2 separate regions of the Homo sapiens genome follow, and region 1 is linked to region 2. Evidence: chromatin loops called from intact Hi-C (ENCODE). Cell type or tissue: PC-3. All regions are shown on one strand. Each heading gives the region's core, and the rest is flanking DNA. Links, peaks and the distances in the headings are about the cores only.

Evidence for each region. A loop is a pair of places that touch in the nucleus more often than their neighbours do. Peaks named below come from ENCODE experiments on the same cell type or tissue, not always from the same donor. Only the 100,000 strongest peaks of a DNase experiment are listed, where the experiment ranks them.
Region 1: a loop joins it to region 2, with 9 times the contacts of the local background. A loop is called at or near these places in 11 of 110 quality-filtered maps.

The regions. Positions count from the first base shown.
Region 1 is chr3:98,181,734-98,197,193 of GRCh38, forward strand. LOC105373998 (a long non-coding RNA gene) reads right to left here and starts at 7,125. Exons shown (of 3, transcript XR_924256.2): 1 at 7,041-7,125; 2 at 3,529-3,718; 3 at 3,001-3,439. LOC105373997 (a long non-coding RNA gene) reads left to right here and starts at 9,626. Exons shown (of 3, transcript XR_924254.3): 1 at 9,626-9,877; 2 at 11,691-11,765; 3 at 14,673-15,018. In PC-3, for the core only: CTCF peaks have their summits at 3,646 and 7,023; no DNase peak of the experiment used is centred there; H3K27me3 peaks cover 609 bases.
Region 2 is chr3:98,035,037-98,050,318 of GRCh38, forward strand. It overlaps GABRR3 (gamma-aminobutyric acid type A receptor subunit rho3), which reads right to left and starts at 279. Exons shown (of 10, transcript NM_001105580.3): 1 at 154-279. RefSeq lists an enhancer at 4,309-4,603. In PC-3, for the core only: CTCF peaks have their summits at 4,667 and 4,866; DNase peaks (open chromatin) are centred at 4,425 and 4,725; H3K4me3 peaks cover 842 bases; H3K27me3 peaks cover 952 bases.

The sequences.
Region 1 (15,460 bases), core at 3,175-11,174, 150 kb after region 2:
ACTCAAGGCTGGGCATGGTGGCTCTTGCCTATAATCCCAGAACTTTGGGAGGCCGAGGTGGGTGGATCACCTGAGGTCAGGATTTTGAGACCAGCCAGGCCAACATGGTGAAACCCTGTCTCTACTAAAAATAGAAAAATTACCCAGGGTTGGTGGTGTGCCCCCGTATTCCCCACTGCTTGGGAATCACTTGAACACAGGAGATGGAGGTTGCCGTGAGCCAAGATTGCACCACTGCACTCCAACCTGGCTGACAGAGTGAAACTCTGTCAAAGAAAAAAAAAAGAAAGAAGGAGAAAAAAATAATTTATAAGACTCTCTAGACATGAATTGTTCTTCTCATGGTTGGAAGAAGTTAAGATGTCTTGCCCAGATGACCAAAGCTTTTTATTAATATTTTTGGAAAATGTTTTTACTATTTTTCATTTGACCCATTTACAAATGCCTCTTTTTTGTTCAGATGTGATGTGTCCTTGAAATTTGCATATAAAATATAAAGTTCTCATACCTTACAGTAGACATGTAAGAATATTTACATGTTAAAGTCACAGTGCTTAGATTTCAGACTTAAGTACCACAGTTTTCCAAAACAAATAAACAAAAAGAGTGTTGAGACCCAGTTAAGACAAGACAGCCAAGATAACCACCTTAAACAAAGGTAGGTTTTGTGATGTAGATAAAGTTACTACCTTCTCCATTATTTAGAGGTTTAGTCCTACTACTCTTCCTGGACCAGATATGTAGATCTCTTACAAATGGAGATTGTTTTAAATTTCTCTTCTAAAGGGAATCTCAAAACAACCAAATCAAAATAGTCTTTATGCCAATAGGTAAAATATTTTGGTAATTATTTGGCCTCATCATTCACATATCATTCCAGTTTTTGTTTTGTAACTACATTAAAGATTTCAGGGTGGATCTTATCATTGAATAGAACAAGGATTTTCTACTCCTGAAATGAACATAGATTGACCACAATGTTTTACAAATAGTACCTCTAATCTTGCCTTATATTCAGAGACTGGTTTATCCTTTTTTCTTTGATTGCATGACAGACAAGTGAGTTTTTGATGAAATACTTTGGGGATGGATTCTAAGAGATTATTTCCTATTTCCTCAGCACTTTTGTTCTTTCCCTGGAAGATTGAGGGATTGGATCTTTGCTGTCTGTCTTAGGTATGCAACATTTAGCTTCAGCTACAGGCTTCACTAGGTTCCAGGATCATGTGAATAAACTGGTACAGATCAAAGAGTCCTAAATCATATGATCCAAGAAGAATTAGAAATTCCACAGAAAATTTCTGGGGCATATGTTTGGGAGAGAATATTTTTCACTATTGCTCTGAGCTCAGATTTTGACCAAGGTGCAAAAATTGGTAAAGAGAAGGCAGGCTTAGTTGATCTGATGAACTGAATTTATATGGTAATTGACTAGATTTTTTTTTATATTCTTACAGGTGAAAACATAACTGAACAAAAGCCTTAGTAGACTCAGAGTTATGAGTTAGAGGATAATATAGAGAAATATAGATGAAACTGCCATTGCAAAGATTATGAAAATGAGAAAAAACTCACATAGGAATATTTTGTCAGTGAATCTGAAACAGGAAAATTAGACAGTACTTCTAAACAAGCTGACTTTCTTTATTCCTGTGTGTAGGCCAAACTACATTTGGGAAGAATTTACTTTATAGTGTTTGACTTTGAAACAAAGACGACAAGAGCCCCCCCTCAAAGCAAACCTCCTCCTTGCTTGGGGCCCACCTTTATCCTCAAACCAATGAATCAGCATTCCCCATTTCCTAACCCTCTTCCTGAAAAAGTATCTTTAAAAACCCCTAGCCTTTGGCGTGCATGGTGGCTCATTTTTTTAATCCCGGCATTTTGTGAGGCTGAGGCAGACCAATCACTTGAGGTCAGGAGTTTGAGACCAGCCTGGCAAGCATGGTAATATCCTGTTTCTTCTAAAAACACAAAAATTAGCTAGGCGTGAGGGTACACATTTGTAATCACAGATACTTGGGGGTCTGAGACACGAGAATCACCTGAACCCAGGAGGTGGAGGAGGTTGCAGTGAGCAGACTTCCTGCCACTGCACTTGAGCCTGGGTGATGGAGTGACTCTGTCTCAAAAAAAAAAAAAAAAACAAAATAAATAATAGAAAGAAAGAGAGAGAGAAAGAAAGAGAAAAGGAGAAGAAAAGAAAAGAAAAGAAAAAGGAAAAGAAAAGAGAACCAACACTCTAGCCTCTGACTATTTGGAGAGTTTGACTTGAGTTATAATTAAACTCTGCTTTCCCATTTAGCCAGGTAATAAATTGGAATTGTGTGCATTAAAATTTTCCCCTGTTGCAATTCCCCTGTCTTGATAATTGGCTCTAACCAGATAGCAGGCAAGAAGAACTCATTTGGTGGTAACATAGACAGAAGGAGCAATTGGAGTTAAGTTAGTCATTGACTCACACACAGACTCTATGGAAAAAATACACACACACACACACATACACACACACACACACACACACACACACATTCTAATTGGATAGAAAGGTAGAATGACATTTTGAAGGCAGTGTAAGAACACCACCTATGAGGGAATACATTGCAAGACTGTCTTTGTTTTTTCTTCTCTTTTCCCCTGACCTTTGCCTAATAAAATTTCTCATCAGATTTCCACTCACCTGAAAGTTAGGAAAATATCTGGAGTTTGAGCTACAGTTTCATGACGTGGACAATTTTACTTGGGATTGGCTTATGAAGGGAATCTAGATCACTGGCCTTATTAAAATCATGACTAACTCGGATGAGACTATGCTAATCAAAACACTAAAAGCATCCAGTTTTTTTTATTATTATCATACTTTAAGTTCTGGGATACATGTCAGAACGTACAGGTTTGTTACATAGGTATACATGGAGCATTCAGTTTTTAAAAATCAACATTTATTTTAAGTTCTGTGGTATATGTGCAGGTTTGTTATATAGGTAAATGTGTGCCACGGTGGTTTGCTACACAAATGAACACATCACCTACTTATTAAGCTCAGCATCCATTAGCTATTCTTCTTGATGAAAAACATCTAATTTTATATACAAACTGAAGTTTGCATAAAATGTCAGAAGTGAAGCATATTGTGGGAAACTGTGGCATAAAGTGTAATTTCAATTGTAAAAACTAGAACTGGCTTACAGTGACTTAATATTTATGATTCTGAAGTCCATAGCACACTGTGGAATAATCTGTATTTCACATACACATTTAAATCTACAATGCCCAGTTGAAGATCTCCACTTTATCCACGTGGAATTATTACCATTTTTTCTTTATATTTCCTGTATCAGTGATATGGCTCTGATGAGTTGAGGAACACCAGGGTTGTTTGTCTCTCGTTGAATTGGAAAAAATGACATGGACACACATGAAAACTTTTCTGGAGCTGCTTTAAAAAGAAACAAAAACTTTTCAAGGATTGCTTTTCCTTTTTATCTGTCTAAAATAATTTCTTAATAAATCCTACCACATTCCCACCTGTGGAAATATCACCCTAATTGCTGTTAGGGGGTTTTGGGTGATGACTGTTTCTGGCTATTTCCTGCTGAAAGGGACATCAGATGGGGAACAGCACTAGGGCTCCTCCTGGGGGTGATCTAAGGTCCTTGGAAGAACAGCTTGTCCTTGTGTTGTTTAGTTTGCAGCACCATCTGGAGCTTGATTAGTTCTACATGAGAAGAAACAATTTGAGTTATAATATTGAGTATAAAGGGTCCAAATATTAATACAAGACATATAAGCAAGAGAAGGTTTACCAAAGGGGTTAGCCAATTCCATAAAGAACAGTGGAATTCATTAAAGAGGGATAGTAGCCACCCAGGGCTGAGGCCTGCACTTTCTCTGAGCCTGTCAATAATTTTGATTTGACTGTTAAGTTCATGTAGGTTTTCCTCTACTTTACTAGAGGTGTTAATCCAAGATATAGAGTTTCCCTTTGGGGGTCTATGAAGTTCATTGGTTTGATTTTCCTCAACAAAGAAACCTCTGAGTTATGGGCACCCTACTCACTTTTATTACCTGGCAGAATTAGTAGGATAAAATTGCACAGAACTAGCATATCTCTTAGTGTGGGGTGGGGATGTTTCCTTATCTTTCAGGTGGCCAAGGGCATGCTTCTCTGATTTATAACCACTATTAGCCATCATTTACAGTGTATTTTCTACCTATTTATTACACATCAAAGCTCTCTCATAATGTGAAGTAATTTTCTACCCCCAAAACTCAAAATGGTAGATAACACAATGCATAACAGAATAAAGATTTTGATTCTGACAGGGAACTACCTGCTTTTAATTTTGGGGATTTCATGAGGAAAATAGTTTTTTTTTTTTTCCCCAAAATGAGGTCTGTGAGGCCTCCTCTGTTTTCCCAAGGAGTCCCACGCTACCATAAGTTATCTTAAGGCCTCCCATGAATTCATTAAGAGTGGTAAGACAAAAAATCGAGAAAAATAATTCAGTCAACTGAAAAGAGGACATTTTCAGAAAACAAGAGCCAAGAAGAGAAAAACAAAAAGGCCTTTTAAATATACCTATAAATTGAATATCCACTTTTAATTAAGCTGAGCACTCTTTAAGAAAATCCTTTCAAATCCCATGTTACTTGACTTTAGCCATGCCAAGCAGTTAAGATTTTCAGCCTTTGAACTTTACAGAAAGCAACCTCTCAGGTGAAATCAATGAGTCTTAATTAGGTTATTGCTGAGTCTGTCCTGCAGACTCTGGCCGAGCGACAGTGAAAGAGATCCAACTAAAACAACTCCATATTTTTTCCAGCCTCCAAGCTGTCCTTGCCCATCCCTGGGCATAGGCTGAACCAACTTTGGGAGGAGGCTGGTTTACAGTTTATAGTCTAAAACAAAGATGATATCAGCTGCTTCCCAAGATATACTACCCTCTTGCCTGGGGACCAGACCAAGAAACAAGCCACAAGATTAGAAACCATGGCCTAGGAGCCATGAAAGTGGAGGCTACAAGATTTTGAACCTTCCTAAACTGCTCTTGAGACCAGTGTTTATGATGTTTTGTAAACCCTGTCCTTGATGGACCAACTGGCACCACCCAGATTGACAAACTGGCTTATCTGATTTTGTGGCCCTTACCCAGGAACTGACTTAGCACAAGAAGACAGCCACCATTGTAAAATGGCGGAGACTAAAACACAGTATTGCCATGCGGTTACAGGTCATGTTCCCAAAGACATGAAACAAGACGGAGGTTTGTAGCCAACTTTGTTACTGACCGTTTTGTTGGGTTGGCTCAAACAGTAGGCTTATGGGGTCCTTGGCCTGCATCCTGAAGTAAAATGTGTTTTCTTTGACAGAACCATACAGAAAGAGATGCAAAGCATACCAGATAGTCTACAGCTTAAGAACAATCTCACAAATCTTTTGTCATTAATTATAAATTTACAGAGATAAACAATGATCCTTATTATCCCTTTTACCGGCTTGCACAGGGAGAGAGAATTCAAAAGCCCAACTGGTAAGAAATTTTTAAACTTTTGCCAGCATATTAGGCTTCTCGGTTTCTTCCCACCTAGCTCAACTCTAAGCCAAGTGTTTTAAGGTTTTTTTCCAGATTGGAAGAACATTAAAAAAGAGATAGAAGCCATTTTAAACCATGAAAGAAGGAAAACGCCATAGAAAGGAGTTCCATTAGGGTTGTTAAGACGTATTGCCTCTTTTCCTACTGGAAATCGTGTTTCCCCTATTTCTTTGCCTTCTCTATTTTCTCTTTTTTCTTTTAGCCTACTGTAGGAGGCATATTGCTTATCTTCAAAACACTCTTCTGCTTGCAGACCTGCCTGTTTTAGCTGCAGTTAGGGTTTGGCTTAGGAGCAGCATAACATTCCTCCATGAGAGGTTAAATACGAGAGGTAAATTTTGGAAAGCTTCTGTATACCTATCAGAGTCAGAAAATCAGCCTAAGTCTCCCTTTACTTGTCTAAGGTCCTGAAATGAGAAGGGAACTTGAAGGAGCTCCAAACAAGGGAATCCTCAGATGGTTTCCCTGGAACTTGCTCCTGTAATTTTGGGGAATTATTCTCTTTATGACTGCCTGATATGATTGCTAAAAGAGCTGGGTTAATTTTGCAACACTTACAAAGGTGTAGTAAGAAAGGCCATGCCCTTGTGCAAAAGAAAATAAGCCACTTTTTCTTCAAAGTTTAAGGTCAAAGGAGTCCCAGTGCTTCAAAATACACTCCAGGGGAGTGCATATTGAAGATGATCTGTTACCCATTTAGAAAAAGAAGAGAGAATAAAAGCATTCTTTTAGTCTCCTTCATTTTGGTATGTGATCCAGTAGAGCACATCCCCCCAACTATTTTCTCTCCTTGGATCCTGAATCCAGGCACCCATTTCAATGTGCCGCCCATGACTGCAGGCATGACCCTCCAAAGCATGACACCAGAGGAACTAAACTTTTGGGCCATAGTCATGCTGTCCCCAAGGAGCCTTAGTCCTCTTCCTTTTATTTCCCTTTGACCTCCTAGACTTGTGTGACCTGTGTGCTTTCCAAAAAAAAAAAAAAAAAATAAATGGATTTCAAGAAAAATCACGTAATTGGGCAAGGCCCGTTTAAGGGAGGGGGTGTGCTGGATTGAACTCTAAATCCTGCTGTTATAGCCCATGCTAAAGCATTTACCCATAGAAGAATCGTTCCAGTTAACTTTCAGACTTAAAATCCCCTTATTAATTTAAGTACTGTCTTAATAGGGGACAGAATAGGTGCCTTAAGGGAATGTAGGAACCAAATGGCCATTTTCCTGTGAGGGGGACAATATCAAGACTAACATTTGGCTACAGAAGACATCTTAATCCTCTCTGCTAAAGGCAGAACCATCCCCTTCCCATAAGAGGCCCAGAGCCTGATGTCTAACAGTGTAAAAGGAAGCTGCGGTGTTACCATGAAAAAAGAGGAACAAAGTGTGCCTCATGTAGAGGATTTTTATTTCCGCTAGGTGGCTTAGAAATACCATGTGCTCACCAGAGAAACTGTAGAGAGAGATGTTTATTGAGTTACTGCCTGATGTGATTTGTGATCTTTTCTAACAGACCTGTTTCCTTGAACTGTAAAGATTCCTGCACATTAGACACGCAGAGACAGGGTTAAGAGACTGTAGATAGAAAGAGAAAGAAAGTTTGGCAACAGGATAGCTGGAAGAGTGCCCTAAAATTAAAGATCAGATTTAAAGTTGAGATCCACTCCATACTCACCAGTCTGATGAATGAATTTCCTTTCCCAGCCAATGTGCCAAAATGATACGGCTCTGATGAGTGGAAGAACACCAGGGTACTTCTTTCTGTCTCCTTCTTTACTGACTTGTCTTTCTCGCATTTACCATCTATGATGTGATTATTCTGTGACTAATTTTTTTCTCCTTGTTTTATTTCACCTAGGCAAATTTCCATTTCCACATTTCCTATGCCTTTTTTCCTTTCACTTGTCAATCTTTACTTTTGATAACTTTTTCTTAAATATTGTACTGGAGAAAAAAACATTAGTTTATGAGCAGCAGACAAATGCCAATTATTCTCCACATGTCGTAGAGTACTGTACCTCATCCCCTCACTGCTGGGCTACTTGTTTCCCCTTCACTTTGTATTGCTGACTTTTATTCTATTACATAAGGGAAACTCCTCTCACTAAGGCCACTAAAAATTACTTCATTTGTATACACAGCGAATTCCCTGCACTCCTTGTCCTCTAGGGCATTTATTTTGTCATTTTTCCCTGTGCTTCACTTGGTCACACTGATCTTACCTCTCTTTATGTCCATCCACAACACTCAGCTTTCTAGTTCTCTCCTGCTTCTTCCCTTGATCACTCTGTTCAGTACCCTTTTCTACTATCTCTTTTGTTACACTTTTGAACATCTAGGGCTTTGGGTTGCAATGTAAAATGTTATTGAATGGATATTGATTCCAGTATAGAAATGGTAGGGAAGGTGGAGAAATCAGCTAGAAAATAATGGCAGGAACACAAGGAAGTAAAGCAGCCAGCCAGCAGCCCAAATCCTTTCCCAACAGGAACTTCATGAGTGGCTGTTTCCGCTGCTGTACTTCCAATGACACAGCTCATACTTTCAATGGCATTGTTGTAGATACAGGATGCACATGCTGGGATCTTAATGTTTTTGCCTCAACTGCATTTGCACTATTTTTTTTGTTGTCCATGTACATTTGTCTCTATCTCTCTATATCCAACTGTATGTAGTGTGGCTTTGATTAAACAAATCTAGGTGAAATTCTTTGTCTGCCACCAAAACGCATGTGGTAGAAAGGGGTTCCAGGTGTTGGCAATTTAATAAATGGCCTCCATTGCCTTCATAAACTTTTAATATGCTTCTTAAAATGTTTTGCATTTCAACTTTTATTTTAGATATAAAGAGTACACAGGCTGCTTTTGAAACCAAAACCTTTCTCTTTCTCTCCATATTCCGAATGTAGGATCAGCGTGTTTCATTGGCCATCCTAGATCAGGTCCCTTCACTATACAAACAAGAAGAATGGAAAAATGAGTTCTAGTTCTTTTGGCTTCTAGAGCAGTAGGTAACCTCTGACAGCCACCAAGACTTGGATAGCAAAAAAGATCACATCTTGGCCATTCCTAGGACATATGTCCACTTTGTTATCTCTTTAACATAACTTGCTCCAGTTGATTTTCTTGCCACTCTTTTTGTTTCTTTGTTACTCTCCAGTGGATACATCATTAACTACACCTTTGACTACCACAAAGATTCCAAGTAATTATTTCTATTAAGCTCTAACAGACTCATATTACTGATTGGATCTCACCTAGTTGGCTGCAGGATGCTTACTCCAAGAACTTGCCAGCACATCTGAGTTCCCATCCTCAATATTTAATGACCTATTACCCAGTCACCAAGTGACTTTTGTCTCGTTTATTACCACTTCTTTCCCACCAAATATGTCACAGAATACTAGAGAATCTACATTCTAGATTCTTTGGAATCTTTTTCTTTGTCTTACCATCTTTTCCAATGTAATATCACACCTGGACAAGACACCTAGCACTCATTTGAATCACCTTGAGGGTATTTTTTAAATGCAGATTTCTAGAACTCATTTCTGAAATAATCAATTTCTACATTAAATTCTCACAATCTATATTTTTCATAAAACACACTCCCAGATCATTTTTATATGTGATCTGATTGGGATCACTGGGATCTTAGTAACAAGTTTCTAATTAGTACCCCTTAGTCCAATTTCCCCATCCCACAGCATATTTTCTACACTATCAAAAAATTTAAAAAATATATTATGATGGCATTTCCTGTCAGGCCTCTCAGCCCAAGCCTGCACATATTCATCCAGATGGCCTGAAGCAAGTGAAGAATGACAAATGAAGTGAAAATGGCCAGTTCCTGCCTTAACTGATGACATTACCTTGTGAAATTCCTTCTCATGGCTCATCCTGGCTCAAAAGCTCCCCCACTGAGCACCTTGTGACCCCCACCCCTGCCAGACAGAGAACAACCCCCTTTGACTGTAATTTTCCACTACCTACCCAAATCCTACAAAACAGCCCCATCCCTATCTCCCTTTGCTAACTCTCTTTTCCGACTCAGCCCGCCTGTACCCAGGTGATTAAAAAGCTTTATTGCTCACACAAAGCCTCTTTGGTGGTCTCTTCACACAGACCCATGTGAAATTTGGTGCCGTGACTCAGATCGGGGGACCTCCCTTGGGAGATCAATCCCTGGTCCTCCTGCTCTTTGCTACATGAGAAAGATCCACCTACGACCTCTGGTCCTCAGACCAACCAGTCCAAGGAATATCTCACCAATTTTAAATTGGGTAAGTGGCCTCTTTTTACTCTCTTCTCCAACCTCTCTCACTATCCCTCAATCTCTTTCTCCTTTCAATCTTGGCACCATCCTTCAATCTCTCCCTTCTCTTAATTTCAGTTCCCTTCCTTTTCTGGTAGAGACACAGGAGACACGTTTTATCCGTGAACCCAAAACTCCGGCACCAGTCACAGACTTGGGAAGACAGTCTTCCCTTGGTGTTTAACCACTGTGAGGATGCCTGCTTGATTATTCACCCACGTTTCAGAGGTGTCTGATCATGGCCAGGATGCCTGCCTTGATCCTTCACCCTTAGTGTCAAGCACCACTTTCTTTGGGGGCAAGCACCACCCACCCCTTCTCTCTGTGTCTCTATCCTCTCTTTTCTCTCCACTTTCTTGGGGGACAAGCACACCCCACCCCTTCTCTCTGTGTCTCTACCCTGTCTTTTCTCTCCACTTTCCTGGGGGGGCAAGCACCCCCCACCTCTTCTCTCCATGTCTTTACCCTCTCTTTTCTCTCCACTTTCCTGGGGGCAAGCACCCCCCCTACCCCTTCTCCCTATGTCTCTACCCTCTCTTTTCTCTGGGCTTGCCTCTTTCACTATAGGTAACCTTACACCCTCAATTCCTCCTTCTCCCTTAGCCTGTGTTCTCAAGAACTTAAAACCTCTTCAACTCACACCTGATCTAAAACCTAAATGCCTTATTTTCTTCTGCAATACCGCTTAACCCCCATACAAACTTGACAATGGTTCCGAATAGCCAGAAAATGGCACTTTCGACTTTTCCATCCTACATGATCTAGATAATTCTTGTCATAAAGGGCAAATGGTCTGAAGTGCCTGATGTCCAGGCATTCTTTTACACATCGGTCCCTCCCTAGTCTCTGTTCCCAATGCAACTCATCCCAAATCCTCCTTCTTTCCCTCCCGCCTGTCCCCTCAGTCCCAACCCCAAGCATCACTGAGTCTTTTCAATCCTCCTTTTCTACCAACCCATCTGACCTCTCCCCTCATCCCCAGACTGCTCCTCAGTTCACTCCCTGTGAGGCTGAATCAGGCTCCAATTCTTCCTAAGCTTCTGCTCCTCCACCCTGTAATCCTTCTATCACCTCCTCTCCCCATACCCAGTCCAGCTTACAGTTTCATTCCATGACTAGCCCTCCCCCACCTGCCCAACAATTTCCTCTTAAAGAGGTGGCTGGAGCTAAAGGCATAGTTAAGGTTAATGCTCCTTTTTCTTTATCCAACCTCTCCCAAATCAGTTAGCGTTTAGGCTCTTTTTCATCAAATATGAAAACCCAGCCCAGTTCATGGCTTGTTTGGCAGCAACCCTGAGACACTTTACAGCCCTAGACCCTGAAAGGTCAGAAGGCCATCTTATTCTCAATATACATTTTATTTTATTACACAATCCACTCCTGACATTAAATAAAACTCCAAAAATTAAATTCCAGCCCTCAAACCCCATGATAGGACTTAATTAACCTCACCTTCAAGTTGTACAATAATAGAGTAGAGGCAGCCAAGTAGCAACGTATTTCTGAGTTGCAATTCCTTGCCTCTACTGTGAGAGAAACCCCAGCCAGAACTCCAGCACTCAAGAACTTCAAAACACTTAAGCCACAGCAGTCAGGCATTCCTTTAGGACCTCCTCTCCCAGGATCTTACTTCAAGTGCTGGAAATCTGGCCACTGGGCCAAGGAATGCCCGCAGCATGGGATTCCTCCTAAGCCGTGTCCCATCTGTGTGGGACCCCAGTGGAAATTGGACTGTCCAACTAGCCCAAGGCTCTGACTGACTCCTTCTCGGATCTTCTCAGCTTAGCAGCTGAAGACTGAGGCTGCCCGAACACCTCAGAAGCCTCCTGGACCATCACAGATGCTTACAGTGGAGGGTAAGTCCATCCCCTTCTTAATTAATATGAAGCCTACCCAATCCACATTACCTTCTTTTCAACAGCCTGTTTCCCTTGCCCCCATAACTGTTGTGGGTATTGACGGCCAGGCTTCTAAACCTCTTAAAACTCCCCAAATCCAACATTCTTTTATGTACTCCTTTTTAGTTATCCTCACCTGCCCAGCTCCCTTATTAGGTCGAGACATTTTAACTAAATTATTTACTTCCCTGACTATTCCTAGGCTACAGCCACACCTCATTGCCACCTTTTTCCCCAGTTCAAAGCCTCCTTCTCATCCTCCCCTTGTATCTTTCCACCTTAATCCACAGGTATAGTACACCTCTACTCCCTCCTTGTCAACCAATCATATGCCCATTACTATCCCATTAAAACCTAATCACCCTTACCCCACTCAATGCCAATATCCCATCCCACAGCATACTTTAATAGGATTAAAGCCTGTTATCACTCGCCTGCTACAGCATGGGCTTCTAAAACCTATAAACTTTCCTTAAATTCCTGCATTTTACCTGTCCAAAACCGGACAAGTCTTACAGGTTAGTTCAGGATCTGTGCCTTATCAACCAAATTATTTTGCTATCAACTCTATAGTGCCCAACCCATACACTCTTTTGTCCTCAATGCCTTCCTTCACAACTCATTATTCTATTCTGATCTTAAAGAGGCTTTTTTCACTATTCCCCTGCACCCCTCATTCCAGCCTCTCTTTGCTTTTACCTGGACTGATCCTGACACCTATCAGCCTCTGCAGGTTACATGGGCTGTACTGCCACAAGGCTTCAGGGACAGCCCTTATTAATTCAGCCAAGCTCTTTCTCATGATTTGCTTTCTTTCCACCCCTCCGCTTCTCACCTTATTCAATATATTGATGACCTTCTACTTTATAGCCCCTCCTTTGAATCTTCTCAACAAGACACCCTCCTGCTCCTTCAACATTTATTTTACAAAGGAGATGGGTATCCCCCTCCAAAGCTCAAATTTCTTCTCCATCTGTTACCTACCTTGGCATAATTCTTTACAAAAACACACATGCTCTCCCTGCCAATTGCGTCTGACTGATCCCTCGAACCCTGACCCCTTTTACAAAACAACAACTCCTTTCCTTCCTGGGCATAGTTGGATACTTTTGCCTTTGGATACCTGGTTTTGCCATCCTAACAAAACCGTTATATATCACAAAAGGAAACCTAGCTGACCCCACAGATCCTAAATCCTTTCCCTACTCCTCTTTCCATTCCTTGAAGACAGCTTTAGAGGCTGCCCCCACTCTAGCTCTCCCTGACTCATCCCAACCGTTTTCATTACACACAGCCAAAATGCAGGGCTGTGCAGTTGGAATTCTTACACAAGGTCTGGGACCATGCCCTGTAGCCTTTCTGTCAAAACAACTTGACCTTACTGTTTGTTTTAGGCTGGCCATCATGTCTCCGTGCAGTGGTTGCTGCCACCCTAATACTTTTAGAGGCCCTCAAAATCATAAACTATGCTCAACTCACTCTACAGTTCTCATAACTTCCAAAATCTATTTTCTTCCTCACACCTGACGCATATACTTTCTGCTCCCCAGCTCCTTCAGTTATACTCACTCTTTGTTGAGTCTCCCAACAATTATGATTGTTCCTTCAATCCAGCCTCCCACATTATTCTGGACACCACACCTGACCCCCATGACTGTTTCTTCTCTGATCAACCTGACATTCACCCCATTTCCCCATATTTCCTTCTTTCCTGTTTCTCACTTCCTTCCCCGTATTTCCTTCTTTCTTGTTTCTCACTTTTCCTGTTTCTCACCCTGATCACACTTGTTTATTGATGGCAGTTCCACCAGGCCTAATCGTCACTCACCAGCAAAGGCAGGCTATGCTATGGTATCTTCCACATCTATCATTGAGGCTACCACTCTGCCCTCTTCCACTACCTCTCAGCAAGCCGAACTCATTGCCTTAACTCGAGCTCTCACTCTTGCAAAGGAAATACATGTCAATATTTATACTGACTGTAACTATGCCTTTCATATCCTGCATCACCACGCTGTTGTATGGGCAGAAAGAGGTTGCCTCACTACACAACGGTCCTCCATCATTAATGCCTCTTTGATAAAAACTCTTCTCAAGGCTGCTTTACTTCCAAAGGAAGCTGGAGTCATTCACTACAAAGGCTATCAAAGGCATCAGATCCCATTGCTCTAGGCAACGCTTATGCTGATAAGGTAGCTAAAGAAGCAGCTAGCGTTCCAACTTCTGTCCCTCACTGCCAGTTTTTCTCCTTCTCACCGGCCACTCCCACTTACTCCCCCACTGAAACTTCCACCTATCAATCTCTTCCCACACAAGGCAAATGGTTCTTAGACCAAGGAAAATATCTCCTTCCAGCCTCACAGGTCCATTCTATTCTGTCATCATTTCATAACCTCTTCCATGTAGGTTACAAGCCACTAGCCCGTCTCATAGAACCTCTCATTTCCTTTCCATCATGGAAATCTGTCCTCAAGGAAATCACTTCTCAGTGTTCCATCTGCTATTCTACTACTCCTCAGGGATTGTTCAGGCCCCCTCCCTCCCCTACACATCAAGATGGGGGATTTGCCCCTGCCCAGGACTGGCAAATTGACTTTACTCACGTGCCCCGAGTCAAGAAACTAAAATAACTCTTGATCTGGGTAGAAACTTTCACTGGATGGGTAGAGGCCTTTCCCACAGTGTCTGAGGGACACCCCTTACCACAAAATCTTCCTTCAGCTTAATCTCTCCCACTCTAAGTTCCCATGCCTCCCCTAATCCCACTTGAAGCAGCCCTGAGAAATACCGCCCATTATTTCTCCAAAATTTTTGCTGCCCCAACACTTCAACACTATTTTGTTTTATTTTTCTTATTAATATAAGAAGACAGCAATGTCAGACCTCTGAACCCAAGCATGCACGTATTCATCCAGATTGCCTGAAGTAACTGAAGAATGACAAAAGAAGTGAAAATGGCCAGTTCCTGCCTTAATTGATGACATCACCTTGTGAAATTCCTTTTCCTGGCTCATCCTGGCTCAAAAGCTCCCCCACTGAGCACCTTATGACCCCCACCCCTGCCAGCCAGAGAACAACCTCCTTTGACTGTAATTTTCCACTACCTACCCAAATCCTATAAAACAGCCCCACCCCTATCTCCCTTCACTGGCTTTCTTTTCGGACTCAGCTTGCCTGCACCCAGGTGAAATAAACAGCTTTATTGCTCACACAAAGCCTGTTTGGTGAACTCTTCACACACAAGTGCATGAAATTTCCCATCTGAAAGTATTTGGTGCATTCTTATATTATGAAATATAAAGTTTAAGAATCTTCACATGGCATTTATTGCATTGATTTTTATCCAGATCTTTCAAAAACCTGTTCCCCAGGAACTCCATTCATATACTAGACACAGGATTATTCTACCACATAAGAGTGTGCACATAAATTTAGTATACCAGAGAATGCATATTACTACCCAATTTTTAAACCAAAATATATATATTTTTTCATTTATTTAACACCTTAAATATAGGATTTCTTTTTTATGGTAATGGTAAAAAACTAAGAGGTCTCTTATAATCGCACTGTTTATTTCAACACGTCTTCCACAGATTCAACTCATAATGCCATTGCAAATTTGCCTTTCATTTGTTGCATTTTATTTTAGA
Region 2 (15,282 bases), core at 1-8,000:
CTGTGATCACAGTTTCTTCTTCATGTGTCTTTTAAAAAACAAACAGCATGTCAGGGGAAATGCATTAGGGGAAAAAGAAAGACATTGTCTTCAATGCTGCACTTTGTTTTAGCAGATTAAATTGACTCACAGCACTTACAGGCAAATATCTACCTGGATCTTCAGCAATTTGAGGAAAACAAAGCAGATTTTTAAAATTTTCAGTTTACATCCTTTGGTCCCTTTTTCCGGGGAAGGTTTTTAGTGTGATGCTCAATCCATACTCAGTAAACCCTCAGCGGCAGTCCTAAGCAAACAAAGAAGTGAGGTTAAGCATTAATCCTCTTAATCCAATGCAATATCATTTAAATATACTTAGTGACTCAGCAAAATAATATGCTTATTGAGAAAAAAAGATGATTAATTTAATCTTAATTACACGTTTGAAGACCTTTTCCATTATCTTATGGCTCCTTTTAATCCAGAAAGAATCTTTTCCTCCCCAAATGCCATACAGACTGCCTTAGCATGAATACAAAATAAAATTATTTTTTTTAAGGTAAATAATCATATTTTAAGATGATGGTTTATTTCATTGATAACAAAAGTGGTTTAATTTAAGGTTTATTTAATAGCAAGCAACCCAGTTAATAAAAATGAACTTAATCCTGGTCAGTGTGCAAAGCACACACTGTCACTGTTAAATTATAGCCACACACTCTCCTAAAGGTGCTTTGCATACTTAGAGAAAATATTTAAGAAAATATTTCTACTTCACATATGCAAAGCACCAATAAATGGTCATGTCATTGAAATTAATCTTCTTCAACTGGAATAGCACAAGGTGAGCAACACAGCAACGGTTGACCTTTTTACTAGGACTTAGGAAGAAAGCCATTTTCTTCCCAGAAATATAGTGTTGTGAGAGAAATTCTTAAATTTCCTCAAATTGATTTGTGTCCTTGACACCTTCTATTTTGTGTAATTGCTTAATCATACTTATTTCTTTTGGTTTGGGTTATGGCTTCTTTTAGCCCATGCATTAAAACCTTCTCCTATGTTTCTTAAGCATGTCTTTTCTCTTTAAAATATATTTTAATATAAAAGATTACAAATATACAGAATGATGTAATAAATCCTTGCTTCTCTTCTTAGGCTCGATTTAGTGTTTATAATCATATGCAGTTATACTATTATTGTATATGTATGTATCTATAAATAATGTACAAACTTCTGCATGTTTTAAAACTTTATATAAGTGGTGTCATATTCTACTTTTACTACTAAAAGCTACTTTTTCTTTCAACTTAATGCTTAGGGATTTATTATGTTGATAAATGTGCCTCTAGTTAATTCATTTTAACTGCTATATGGCACTTCAGTATGGATGCATAACATTGCATTTATTCGTATTTTTGTTGATGGGCATTGTTTCTTATTTTTCTATTATAAACAATCCTGCAATAAATTCTTATAAATATTTTCTTGTACACATGTGTAAGTGTTTCTTTAGGATAAATACCTAAAAGTAAAATGGCTAGGACAAATAATTTTCACACCTTCAAATTTACTAAGCACAATCATATTGCTCATCAAAGTGCTTGTACCAATTTACTTCCCCACTAGCAGTGAATGAGAGTTCTTATTTCTTAAAATATTTTTTAACATTGGTATTATCAGACTTTTAAATGTTAAGTAATTCAATCAGTATTGTAATTTTAATTTCTGTAATGTTTAGAAACGTTGAAGCATTTTCTTCAGGTATTTCGGAGCCAGTAAGCCTTCTTTGAAGAGCCAATGGAAGAAATGTAGGAAAAGTTGCCCATCTTAAGCTACTGTCACTTTGGTTGTTGGAAGACCGCACTGTGGTCAAAGTTTGTTTCAGTACATTCCACCTCAGTGCTCTTACGAGATCCAGGGCACCAACCCCTCGGCCCTAGCACTATCTATTACCTCGTCCCCTCTTCACTTAGTAAGCAACATCTACACTAACATTTCCCAAAGTATTTCTTGGCTACACTGAAGGCATTTTGTGAAAAATTGTTATGTACTAAATGAGTTTGGGAAACATTATACATTTTATTACTCTGTTAGGGGTCACACTCTTACCCCAGGGCCTTTGCACTGGTTGTCACCCTTGCCTGACATATTGTTCATCTGGATATCTATATGGCTAACTCCCTTAACAAATTCAAATGTATGCTAAAATGTCATCTATTGAATGAAGTATACCCTGACCACTCTTTTTAAAAATACCGTATTCTTTCTTTCCTCCTACAACCTGTGTTACCAATCTACCTTTCATCCTGCTTAGCATGTTTTATATAATTTACATTATGTTTATTGTTCATAATCTGTCTTATCCGGCTAGAATGTAAGCTCTGCAAGGAAGTGATCTTTGTTTTGTTCCCTGAGGCATCCCAAACACTTATAATTATCTTTGAAGTATAGTTGGTATTAGTAAATATTTCTTAAATAATGAATGAATATTAACACGTTCAAGGCTTCAGTTGAAAAAAAAAAAGCCTGCTTTGTTCTGCTGAATTCTGTGTCTCTCAAACTTATTTGATCTCAGATCCCATTTTAAAACAAAACAAGACAAAACAAAACAAAACAAAACAAAAGAAAACCACGATACTTACATTCTCCCAAAATAGTACTCCTCCATGACAGCCAGTTCTCATTCATAGGTAAATCAGTGAGATTCTCATTTATAGGCAAATTGGTGCTTTGCACATTCTCCTTACCAAAATTCTGTGTCCTATCATCTTGAGACAACCTTTGATGACTGCTAAACTTTTACGTTCGCAAAGAAATATTGGTAGCTGATAAAGAATAAGCAAGATTGAAGAGGAGACTTCACGAAGTGGTCTTTGATCTGAAGGAATGAAGCACTGGAATAGAAGATGTCCTCTTTACAGGACTCAGTGGAGCTATTTGGGGCACTTATTTTTCGGAAATATCTGTCAAGTCATATGCCTCCTCACTGTCACTTAAATTATGTTAGGATGCCCTGGTGTCTCCTTCTGCATCGCAGGGATGAATCATGATGAGAATCTGTCTGACCTCTTTACTGAATAATCTTTGCTAGACTATCTATATCGCTATAAACATTAAGGAAGAAATAAAAGCAGTTTGTTTTTTGATGATGAATTTTAAGTGGGAAATGGTCTGCATAAAAATAAAAATAAGGCAATGGCTTACACTAGAGAGAGTTGACTTACAGAAAGTCTAAGGGTTTTAGTTCAATTACAAGAAGGCATCTGCCTCTGTTGATGCTGAGTTAGCTCCTTAACCTTATTCCTTTAGAGCTTCCCTTTGCAAGCTCAGTAAGCTTCTTAAGAAAAAAAAAAAAAGCAGAAAAGCACATCTGTCAGAACTAGAAAGTGGTAACTACCAGGAAACAAAATGAATCACAGGGTCACTGGAGAATTTCGTAGTAGTTTAAGCTCTCCCTTGCATAAATTGTCTCCTGTTTACTCTTCTTCCACTCTGATGATGTCAGTCAGCCAGTTTTTATTTCTTTGGCAGCGACATAAAGAGAAAATTTGGAAAGGATGGCTGTGTCGCCAATCTTGGGGTATGTAGCCATTATTTTGCCTATAAAGAGAAAACAAAAGAAAAGCTAAGGTCTTATTTAGACTGGATCTGACAACAGCAACAACAACAAATTCCAAGCTTCTATAAATTTCCCACTGTGTCTGCAGGATGTCATCTAGGCAAAATATCTTGATTTGCAAATTGTAGAGTCATAAAATCTTAATAGGGAAAGACTTTTGGAAATCATTTAGACTACATTTAATGTCTCTCCTGCTCTCTTTTATGCAGAGGAAGCTAGGACTAGAGAGGTTAAGTGATCAACTAATTTAGTTTTCATATTTACAGTCATGTGCTGCACAACGACGTTTTGGTCAGTGATGGACCACATATATGACTGCAGTTCTCCAATAAGCTAAGGTTAATTTATTATTGAAGAAAGAAAAATATTTTGTATAAATTTAGTATAGCCTAAGTGTACAGTTGACAGTAGTGTACAGTCATGTCTTGGGCTTTCACACTCAGTCACCCAGAACAACTCACTAACTCACCCAGAACAACTTTCAGTCCTGTTAACTCCATTCATGGTAAGTGCCCTATACAATTCATCTTTTATACTGCATTTTAACTGAACCTTTTCTATTTTGTCTATGTTTATACATGTTTAGATACACAAATACGTACCATTGTGTTACAATTGCCTATAGTATTTGGTATAATAACGTGCTGTATAGGTTTGTGGCCTAGGAGTAATATCATATAGCATAGGTGTGCAGTAGGCTAGACCATAGAGTTTTGTGTAAGTATACTCTACAATGTTTGCACAATGAGGAAATCACCTAACAACGCATTTCTCTGAGTTTGTCCCCGTCATCAAATTGCGCGTAACTGTTTTGCTTTGATGCATTGGAAATATAACTGGCCATGCCTAGAGCAGCCAGTAGGGGGCATTTGCTATCCTTCCAAAAAACCCTGCTCTCACTCAGAAATCCTGTTTCCTCTCCAGTTCCCAGAATTACCAGATAACCAGTAGATCATCGTTTTTTCATACCCAGTAGACCATCGTCCCCCCCACGACCCTTGTTTCAGTCTCTTATCACATCCTTCCTGGCATACAGAATCAGCTGTGATACGAGTGAGGACACCTGAAGAATCTTGCTCTGTTTTACAGGCAAGAGGATGACACTAAAGCAAAGCAGTCTTCATCATCGTGTAATAGCGCAAGACCACCACTAGATGGAAGCATAGGATACACATTCTCATCCAAATTACTATTGTCTCGAATTTGCCTCCTTAGGAAAACTTTCTTATGTAGTATTGGTAAATGCAAATTATTCAGCACTTGTAGTGAATAATTTTCACTTACCAATACTGGCAGAATGAACTGAAAAGATTAATGATATAATACCAAATGATTCAGATAAAAAACCCACACACCCCGTTATTGAGGAAAATGCAATTATTTACCTCGAATAATTGACTAATGAGGTTTATTGGTTTCTCTGATTGAACACTAATTTATTTTTAAGATTTCACTTTTTACCTACACCTAAGAACAGCATTTTGTTTGTGGGAACGGTAAGAGACAGAGGTGAACATTGTAGAAAAATAAGCTTTCTATTAGAATGAAGTACCTGTTATGAGTAAAGTTTCTAAAGGGCACTAAATAAAACACTAGGGCACATGGCTCTGGGACTGGATATGGTACTTACTGCATGATTTTTAAAAAGTTTCTTAAACTTCCTGGACTTCAATTTCCTCTTCTGTATTCATTAAGCACATGTATGTAGGTGACTTTTGAGACCCCTGAGGAAGCAATAAAACACAGTGGTTAAGAAGAGACAATAGCGATAATCTTTATTGGGATATTTGGTGTCAGTTTTTGTGGGTACAAACATCTATTCTTCCATTTACTACTTGTCTGAACATTGAAAATGACCTAAGATTTTTTGTTGAGTCAGTTACTTTATATATAGTTAAGAGGAATAATACTAGGACCTATCTTTTAAGGTTAAAGTCAGAATTTATGAGACTGTATGTTTAGCACAATGTTTGATACATTGAAGATACCATAATTGACAAAATTAATATCAGCTATCAATCTCATGCATCTTTATTAATGTAGTATGATCTTCCAATGTTATGAATTTCATTAAGATTACCAATAAGGTCCCTGTTTTCCAGGATTGAGATTTTGAGTCATCTTTAATTACTCCCTTTCAAAATCTTTCTTCGTTTTTTGCTTCAGAGCTACTTTTGCATTTTCCTGCCCTTTGTATTTCCATTGCCACCTGACCTTTTTGTCTCTAATATTAATATATCTCCCTGGGCTCCAGTGCTGCCACTGCTATGCATGCACCTACTTTCTGGGCCCTGGTACCATTGAGAAATATGCCCATATTTCTCAGAGAAGACTCCATCTGTGGGAGAAATGGAGAACAGAAGGGCCCAAGAAACTATTGCTGCTGCCATGGACACCCACAAATTTTGCCATCAAGTGCCCCCATAGTATTTGCTGACACTGACCTCAGCTGATGCAGCTGTTAGAATTTCATACCAATGCACCACCTTAGAGTAGAAGCTGCTGCACCCCATCTGACCAGCACCCTTGTACCCATCTGTGGTGAAGATCTTTCCCAACTGAAGCCTATCTGTAAGGTCTGGAAGAGGTAACTCCTTGTTCAAATACACACACATCAAAGCAAGGCTACAAAGAACTGGAAAAATCAAGAAAACATGATAACACTAAAGGAATACAAAAAAATCCACTAATGAATCCCTAAGAAATGAAGATCTACAAATTTCCTGACAAAGAATTAAAAATAATTGTTTTAAACAAGCTCAGCAAGCTACAAAATAACAGATTGGTAACTTAGTGGAATCAGGAAAATAATATATGAAAAAAATGAGAAGTTGAACAAAGAGATGAAAATCATTAAAAAGAACCAAAGAGCAGTTCTGGAGCTAAAGAATACAATGAGTGGAATGAAAAATGCAAAAGAGGGTTTCAACAGCACACAGTTAAGCGGAAGAATCTGCAAATTCAAAGAGAGATCATTTAAAATTATCCAGTCAGAGAAGAAAAGAAAAAAATAATGAAAAAGGGTGAAGAAAGCCTATGGGATTTATGGAATACCATCAAGTAAACCAATAAATGCATTATGGAATTTTAAGGAAAACAGACAGAAAAAGGGAGCAGAAAGCTAATTTAAATAATAATGACTAAAACCTTCCTAATTTGGGGAAGATTTGGAAATTGTGAATCCAGATTCAAGAATCTCAAATGTTTCCAAATAGGTTCAACTTAAAAGAGAACATACTGAGATACATTGTAATAAAATTGTCAAAAGTTAAGGACAAAGAGACTTTTAAGGGAAGCAACTCATCCTATGTAAAGAAAACCCTGTGATACCACTAGTGGATTTCTCAGCAGAAACCTTGCAGGCCTGGAGAGAGTGAGATGACATATTTGTAGTACTGAAAGAAAAAAAAACATACTGGTTAGCAAAAATACCATTCCCAGAAAAATTATTCTATAAAAATGAAGGAAAGATAAAATCTTTCCTTGAGAAAAAAAATGAGAGAATTTATCACCATTAGACCTGCCATATAAGAAATACTAATGAGTATTCTTAATTAAAATGAAAACACATATATACAACCAATGAAGACTAAATCTGAAAATTATAAAGAACTGATGAATGGAATTAAAGAAGAAACAGATAAATGAAAAGACATCCTTTGACCTTGGATGGGAAGAATTTATATTGTGAAAATGCACATATTTTCCAAAGAATTCTACAGATTCAGTGCAATCCCTATCAAAATCTCAGTGGCATTCTTTACAGAAATAGAAAAGCATTTTAAAATTCATATGAATCTACCAAAGACCCCAAAGCTATCCTGAGCAAGAACAAAGCTGGAGGCATCACACTTCCTGATTTCAAAATATACTACAAAGCTATAGTAATTAAGACAGTATATTACTGACATAAAACAGACATATATACCAATGGAACAGAACATAGAGCTAGAAACAGATCCATATGATTAACTGATCTTCCACAGGGTGACACAAACACATAATGGGGAAAGAACGGTCTGTTCAATGAGTAGTATTAGAAAAACTGGATATCCACCAACAGAATGAAATTAGACCTTTATCACACATCTTACACAAAATAAACTCAAAATGGATTACATATTTAAACATAAGACCCCAAATCATAAAGCTCTTAGAAGAAAACATAGGGGAAAATCTTGACATTGGTCTTGGCAAAGATTTTTGTATATGACCCCAAAGGCAAAGGCAATGAAAGCAAAAATGGACAAGTGGGATTGCATCAAACTAAAAACCTCTGTACAGTGAAGAAAACAATCAACAGAGTAAAAAGGCAACCTACTGAATGGGAGGAAATATTTTCAAACCATACATATGATAAAGTTGGAGGTTAATGTCCAAAATATGTAGGGAACTCACACAACTCAGTAACAACAGAACAAATAACCCAGTCAGCAGTCAATTATCCTCAATCAAATTGGGAACTCCACTGCCAACCCAAATAACCCAATAAAAAAATGGGCCAAGGATTTGAAAAGATATTTCTCAAAAGAAGCCATACAAATAGCCAACAGGTATATAAAACAATGCTCAACATCATAATCATCAGGAAAATGCAAATTAAAACTGCAATGAGATATTACCTCATACCTATTAGAATGGCCACCCAGTGGCCATTGTGGCATCTGGGTGATAGTTTGTCTCTTAATTCAGTTCTGAAAGTTTAAGATCTGATCCATGCACACAAAGATTAAAGGTGAGCCAGGAGTTCATAAACAACTTAATGGGGTTGCTTTCCCAATCTCCTCCCTCTCTGAAATCTGCTGAGACCAGCTCGGTCTGGGAGACCCTAATCCAGCGGCGCTAGAGGAATTAAAGACACACACACAGAAATATAGAGGTGTGAAGTGGGAAATCAGGGGTCTCACAGCCTTCAGAGCTGAGAGCCCCAAACAGAGATTTACCCACGTATTTATTAACATAAACCAGTCATTAGCATTGATTCTATAGCTATTAAATTAACTAAAAGTATCCCTTAAGGGAAATGAAGGGATGGGCCAAATTGATTGCAGCAGGAACATGCCCTTAAGACACAGATCGCTCAGGTTTTTGTTTGTGGCTTAAGAAGGCCTTTAAGTGGTTTTCCGCCCTGAGCGGGCCAGGTGTTCCTTGCCCTCATTCCCGTAAACCCATAACCTTCCAGCTTGGGCGTTATGGCCATTATGGACATGTTACATTGCTGCAGAGATTTTATTTATGGCCAGTTTTGGGGCCAGTTTATGGCCAGACTTTGGGGGGCTTGCTCCCAACAGAGATCTCCCTCTAATTTCCCAATTTCCTGGACCCCTCTTTTCTTTCCTGTGGCAAGAAAACTGGGACTTTTATTATTTGATGTGCATCTTCACTTGGGGCCAAGTGGCTAAAGGTAACAGGTGTTATCATCTTTTATGACAGAAAAATGACATTTCTTCAGTATTGTCTAAAGTTAAACTTTGTGCAGTGATATACTAAAGGCTGGATTGTAGAATTGATCTCTCTTGTGTGGTAGCAATAAGGAGGATTCATTATTCATGGGAAATTTTAAAAGAATAATAAAATTGATCAAAAGTAGTCCTGATTTTTATTATCATCAATTTCCAGCAATTAAAAAATGTCAGTAATAAAATATCCACCCCTAAAAAAGTATTTTGTTGGTTTAAGTTTCAAAACATTGCTACACTTCCTATTATTACTCCTATGTATTGTGTTTCAATTTTGAATGTTTTATTGCATAAACATAGTAAACATTACATTCTATTTAGAAGTTTATTCAGAGAACTTCCAGCTTTACGTTTGCTCTAGTCCCATGAGAATTCAGCTATATGACTCCTTTTAAGAGTAAATCCATAACAGTTTGGAATTATTTTGGTTGCATTTCTGTGTCTCCAATACCATTGGTATTACACATTCCTACATTTAGGTGTTGGAATAAAAGTAATGATAGCACATTGATTATAGAGCTAAATAGAATTCGAGTTTCTTTGATTTTGTCATTGTATAGGATAACTTGAAATGTTATTTGCATTTAAAATTTACAACTGCAAACTAGAATGCAAATTGCAAGGTGTAATGTTTTTGTTTGGAAAGTATATTTTAGTTCTTCAATCAACTATAAGTGAAACTATTGATGAACCTAGTTATGGCATCTATTGTATATCAATACATAAAGAAGACACATTTTGGGAAAATCATTCACAAATTTGCAAAAGTGAGACGTGAAAACAGAAATTAATATTAATTATCACTGTGACAGATCAAAATGTAAATGTATTAGTTTTCTGTAAAAAAATGTAATTAAAGGAATTAATCTGTTGCTTTTTCATGTTTATACTGTAATTAAAAAGATTTAGTATCATAATATGAAGTCCAATAAATGAAAATTTTCATTGTTTGCATTATTTTCCTGATCATTATTTGTTTTATTTTATTTTGTGATTATTACTGAGGATATTTTTGTGATATAGAGGAGTTGTTAAGAAATCATCAACTACATCTGTCAAATAAGCTAGTTATGCTACTCACTCTGTTTATCCCATGAAATAGCAGTTGCTCTCTCTTAGGTGAAAAACCCAGGGAAATGAGGGCATATGTCCACTGAAAGACAAATTCATACTTGTTCAAAATAACCAAATACTGGAAACAACCCAAATGCCCATGATCTGGAGGGTGGATAAACTGTGGTGTTTTCACAAAATGGACTACAGCATGATAGTAAATTCATTAAACTAATGGTACACAATGACATGGATAAATCTCAAAAACATTATACAGAGTCTAATAAGCCAGCCGCAAACACCTACTATAAAGTTTCATTTACAAAAACAGGCAACACTACTATGACAAAAAAATCTACATTTACAAATGATTTTCTGTAAAATAGCTTGATTTACTTTTGATCGACCTTATCCTCTTATGAATATATTCAGCTCATAGCATTTTTTTCTTCCAGATACAGCTAAAAATAAAAAAGCCAAAGAATAAATCTGGTTTCCATTGACCTCTGAGTATGTGAATGGCTACATGATTCCTCTTATAGAGCAGCCTGATCCACCCATATGCCCCCTAAGACATATTCCTTAAAATATTCTTATGGCCATCCCATATAAATTTTGCTCTCTTAATCTATCCATTCTTCCGTCCATGATAGTTTGCATTTACACAAACTTCTACCTTCCTCCTCTCTTGCTTCTTCTATTCTCTTCCTCCCCTCCTTCCTCCTTAATTTCTCAAATATTAATCTTTTATATTTTAGGACTTTTTGACCATTCAGATGGGCATTGCTCTGTTCTTGTATTATTCAAGTTTTTTTTTTTTTTTCGGTCCTCACATTCATGTTTATCTTCTTCAAGGCATTCCAGAAAGGCATGCTATACCTTGCACAACTCTAAAATTATCTGAAAATATATTTTTTCAGACTCTTCTGATGCCTAGGACTTCACGTCCTCTGTGTCTCCCAGAGACTTCAAATTCTAGAAGACTGATTAAAACCTGAAATGAAGATTGACTTTTATTTATTCAGGACATGAATAACCACTTTTCCAGTAATTGATATATTTTATTTTTTGTGATTACTAAGAATTATATATTTGCCAATCTTATTAGCAAATCCAACAAAAAGGCCTAAAATAATTCAGTTGAACTGATAAAATGATAGCTTCCTTTCCTTTCCTTCTCCTTTCCTCCCATATATTGAGTATAATGTTTCATTGAAAAGAACAACTTGATACATTGTTCCAGCTATGTCTTACTATCTAGCAAGATACACCAACATTGAGAGCTTAAAAGACAATTTACTTTTGTATCTCATATTTCTTTGGGTTGACATAGCTGTGTAGCATGCTGTTGAAGTCAGGCTTTTCCTGGAGATACAGTCATCTTAGGGGGCTCCTGGGCTAGAGGTCAAGATGGCTCCCTCATATGGCTGACAGTAGCTATTATCTAGTAGCTCAACTTGGGCTTAGACTAGAGTGCCTGTACCTTACCTCTTCATGTATCCTGAGTTTCTCAAAGTATGCAAGTTTGAATCTAAGTGTTAGCATCAAGAGACTGAAGCAGAAGTGGAAGACCTAACTGTGGAAGTCCCACCAAATAACTTTGGCTGCATTCCATTGGTAAAGCAAGTCATTAAGCTCAGACTAAATTTAAGGGGAGGGGATTTAAACTTCCCCTTTTAATGGGGGAGTGCGAAGGCCACATTGCTAAGGAGCATGTAAGATAGAACATATTGTTGCAGTCATATCTTGGAAAATAAAATCTCTCATGCCTACTATTTTTAAAAATGAAGACCCAGTGAATTACTTTATGACAGTTTAACAAGTCTATTACTTTTCCTAGTAATTACCAGTGATAGTGAGTTGAATAGGTATAAAACCACAGAGCCTAGGACAGGGCCTGGCATATGGCAGGTGCTTAAATACATGCTTGATAAAGGAAACACATAGTCTTAGTTGTTTTAAATGCATTGATGTAAGATTTATGCATATCATAACCTTAGAGTGGGAAGAGAATTTATTTATTTTCCAGACATATAAATATATGTCAGGCATTTGTGAAGAGTTACCCTGTGCACTGAGTACCAATTTGTCAGCCTGGTGAGACAGAACACCTAAATATACTATAAATTCCATGAAGCTAATTTATTACTTGCAGATAGTTATAAAGGGACCACAGAAGGCTCGGATTCATGATAAGCCAGTCTCCCAAGGCTCAGGAAAGCTTCCCAGACTGAGTGGAGTATTGTCTGTGCATGCCCTGCTTGCACCACAGCTGAGAGACCCTAGAAAGAAGCCTGCCCTGGTTTATATCCTGGGAGATTATATGAATTGCTGGGACAAAGCCTTGAAGGATGTCCTGTTTCTAGGAGGGACTGGAACAGAACCCAGGTTGTTCCAGCAGGTTCCTCCTTATTTCAGGATGAGGCATACCCAACACTTCTACAGTTATTTACGAGACTACAAGCAAGGAAAGGGAGAGAACTAGGTTGTTTCGAAGCCACCTGGAGAACTATCTGGCAATATTTGTATCACGTTAATATATTATCTCATTTAAGTTAACATAAACCAGGTGGGGTAAGTACTAATCTTCAGATTTTGAATTATTCTTTATTCTTAATAAGAAAGTCTCACTCATATTTAAATATTACTTCAAGGTTTTTAAGTGGTGTTCATCTGAATGATTTCATCCTTTCAACAGCTTTGGGAAGATGGAAGGGAGGTAGTGTTTCCTTCCTTTACAAGGGAGGCAGCCTAGAGAAGTAGAAAAACACAAGATTTCAAATCCGAAGCCTTGTTATTTTACCTAAGTCTCAACTGAAGCTAAAAGAGACCACAATAGACTCCAGTAAAACTGCTAGTGCTAAAAGACAAAAAAAAGTGAGTGTTTGATTCTAATTTAAGTGGGGACTGCTTTAACTTCTTCCATGTAAAATGGGGATAATAATATGCACTCATTTGTATGTTGAGCTAATCAAGTGATTCAATATATGTGAAAGTATTAATTCATTACAGAGTGTACTTTCAAATCAATGTATAAACACAAGTTTTTATGTTTATGAGCAAGTTAAGATCTGAGTTTCCCAAAGTTACATAACCAACAAATGTTCAAGCCAATGGGAGAATCACTGTCATAAACTGCATTGTCACATTTAGCCAATATGACCACTTCAGAATTATTTTCATTATATCATCGTAACGTGAGAAACGTCAGGAGCTCCAATACTATTGAGAAACTAAGATATTTTACATGCATAAATGTTGTTGAAAGTTAAATGTAAAAGTGCAATAAATAGATTATAATAATTTTTAATAAAGAAATACATATATATTTTAAAAATAGCCTCAGGAAATGTAAAAAACATTTATCTGTAAAATTCTTCTATAGGAGAAAGGCTTCAAAAAGTAGCATTGCCTAAAATCAATGTTTTTACGGTAAGGAATAATTTGACCATTAAGGATAAAAAAAAAATTTCTACAAAGTTTGAGAAACAGGAATCATAAATCAGATAAAATTTGAAGCAATTTGCAACTTAATTGCTTCATCTCTTTCAAAGAAGACTCCAGACCACAGTCTACTATATAATACATATGAAGAAATATTCGTTGGCTGAAGGATTAAGCAATTCCAAATAATCTTTCCTTAATACTATGTTAACATTTTGACTACATATAAGAAGGAAGTTGAGCTTTGGGGGACTTGGAGAAGCTGCTGTGAACTTCTGGCAAGGTCAAGGAAATCTAAACAATATTTAGACATTTGTTTTAAATTTCTATTTCTTCTTTTTATGATAAATTTGAAAACATTTTGCCACATTTTTTCTCTTTTTGTTGTTGTGTTAAGGCATGCCAGCTAAAAAATGTAAAGCACGTTATAGAATTTTAAAGTTACCGTTTAAACTCTGCAATGCCATAATTGATTCTGGCAAGGAACATCAAATGATGTTAAAAATCTTAGCTAAAAAATTGATAGGTCAAATGGTATTTCTGGTTCTAGATCCTTGAGGAATCGCCACACTGTCTTCCACAATGGTTGAACTAGTTTACAGTCCCACCACCCGGGCACACGTATACCTATGTAACAAACCTGCATGTTCTGCACACGTATTCCAGAACATAAAGTAAAATAAAAAAAAGAGAAGGTTCTTGAGCTTTGCATTAAAGACATCTAGTTGAACACATATACACATATTTTGTCTGTTCTCTCAAGGTAACAACAACAAAAAAGTATAAACCTACAACAACAAGGAGACTGGGAGGAGAGAGGAGTGTGAGAGGGAGGAAGGAGAGAGAAAAAAATGATGGGGACCTGGATATTCTCAAAGTGCCAAAGTATAATGTAATTAACTACTTGCTATATGTAAGGGACAAATCATAACGCTACAGTAGGAAGATCTGGCTGTTACTGCAATAAACCAGGGATTGGGTTTAGCCTCACTGTTAGTGAGACAGACAGACATTATGTGGTTCCTGATGCAAGGCACTGTGAAGGAATGGCATCTTCTATGTAGCATATTGTTAAAAAATGCTTAATCAAGCCTTTGAATATGATTTTCACTAGGAAAAGAAAAATACAGGAATTAGGAAAACAAGTTAAAGAATGCATATTAATCCAGAATGGGAAACATTTCACCAGACAATTTTATAATTGGCCCAGTCTCTCCAAAATATCATTTTCATTAAAAATTAAAAAAGAAAAGGAAGAGGAAAGAAATGAGACTGTTCTGGGTCAAAAGAGTCTTGATAGAGACAACAAATGCAATGTGATGCTGTAAAAGATAAGAAACAAATGGAGAAATTTGAATATATACTAGTTATAAGATAGTGTTGAGAGAATACTGTTAATTTTGTCAGATGTCAGTATGGTACCGTGGTTAGGAAGGAAAATGTCATTTTTGAAAAGATGCAGCCTGGAGTGTTTAGTTGTGAAATGTCACGATGTCTGTTATTTTCATTAAAATGTTAAATGTTTCTCTTTAAAACATGCTATACCTATAGTTTTTGTCGTTCTAGAAGATGTGCCTCATTTGCTTAACCTAAATCACTATTTTCTGGTCTCCATGACAACTTGCAGATGGCTTGAGTTGGTTGTAAAAGTTATTTTGTGTACAGGGTTAAGTTGTTATTGTCAAGAATTTGGCAAATCAACAGCACATATCTTGATTTTCTCACTCA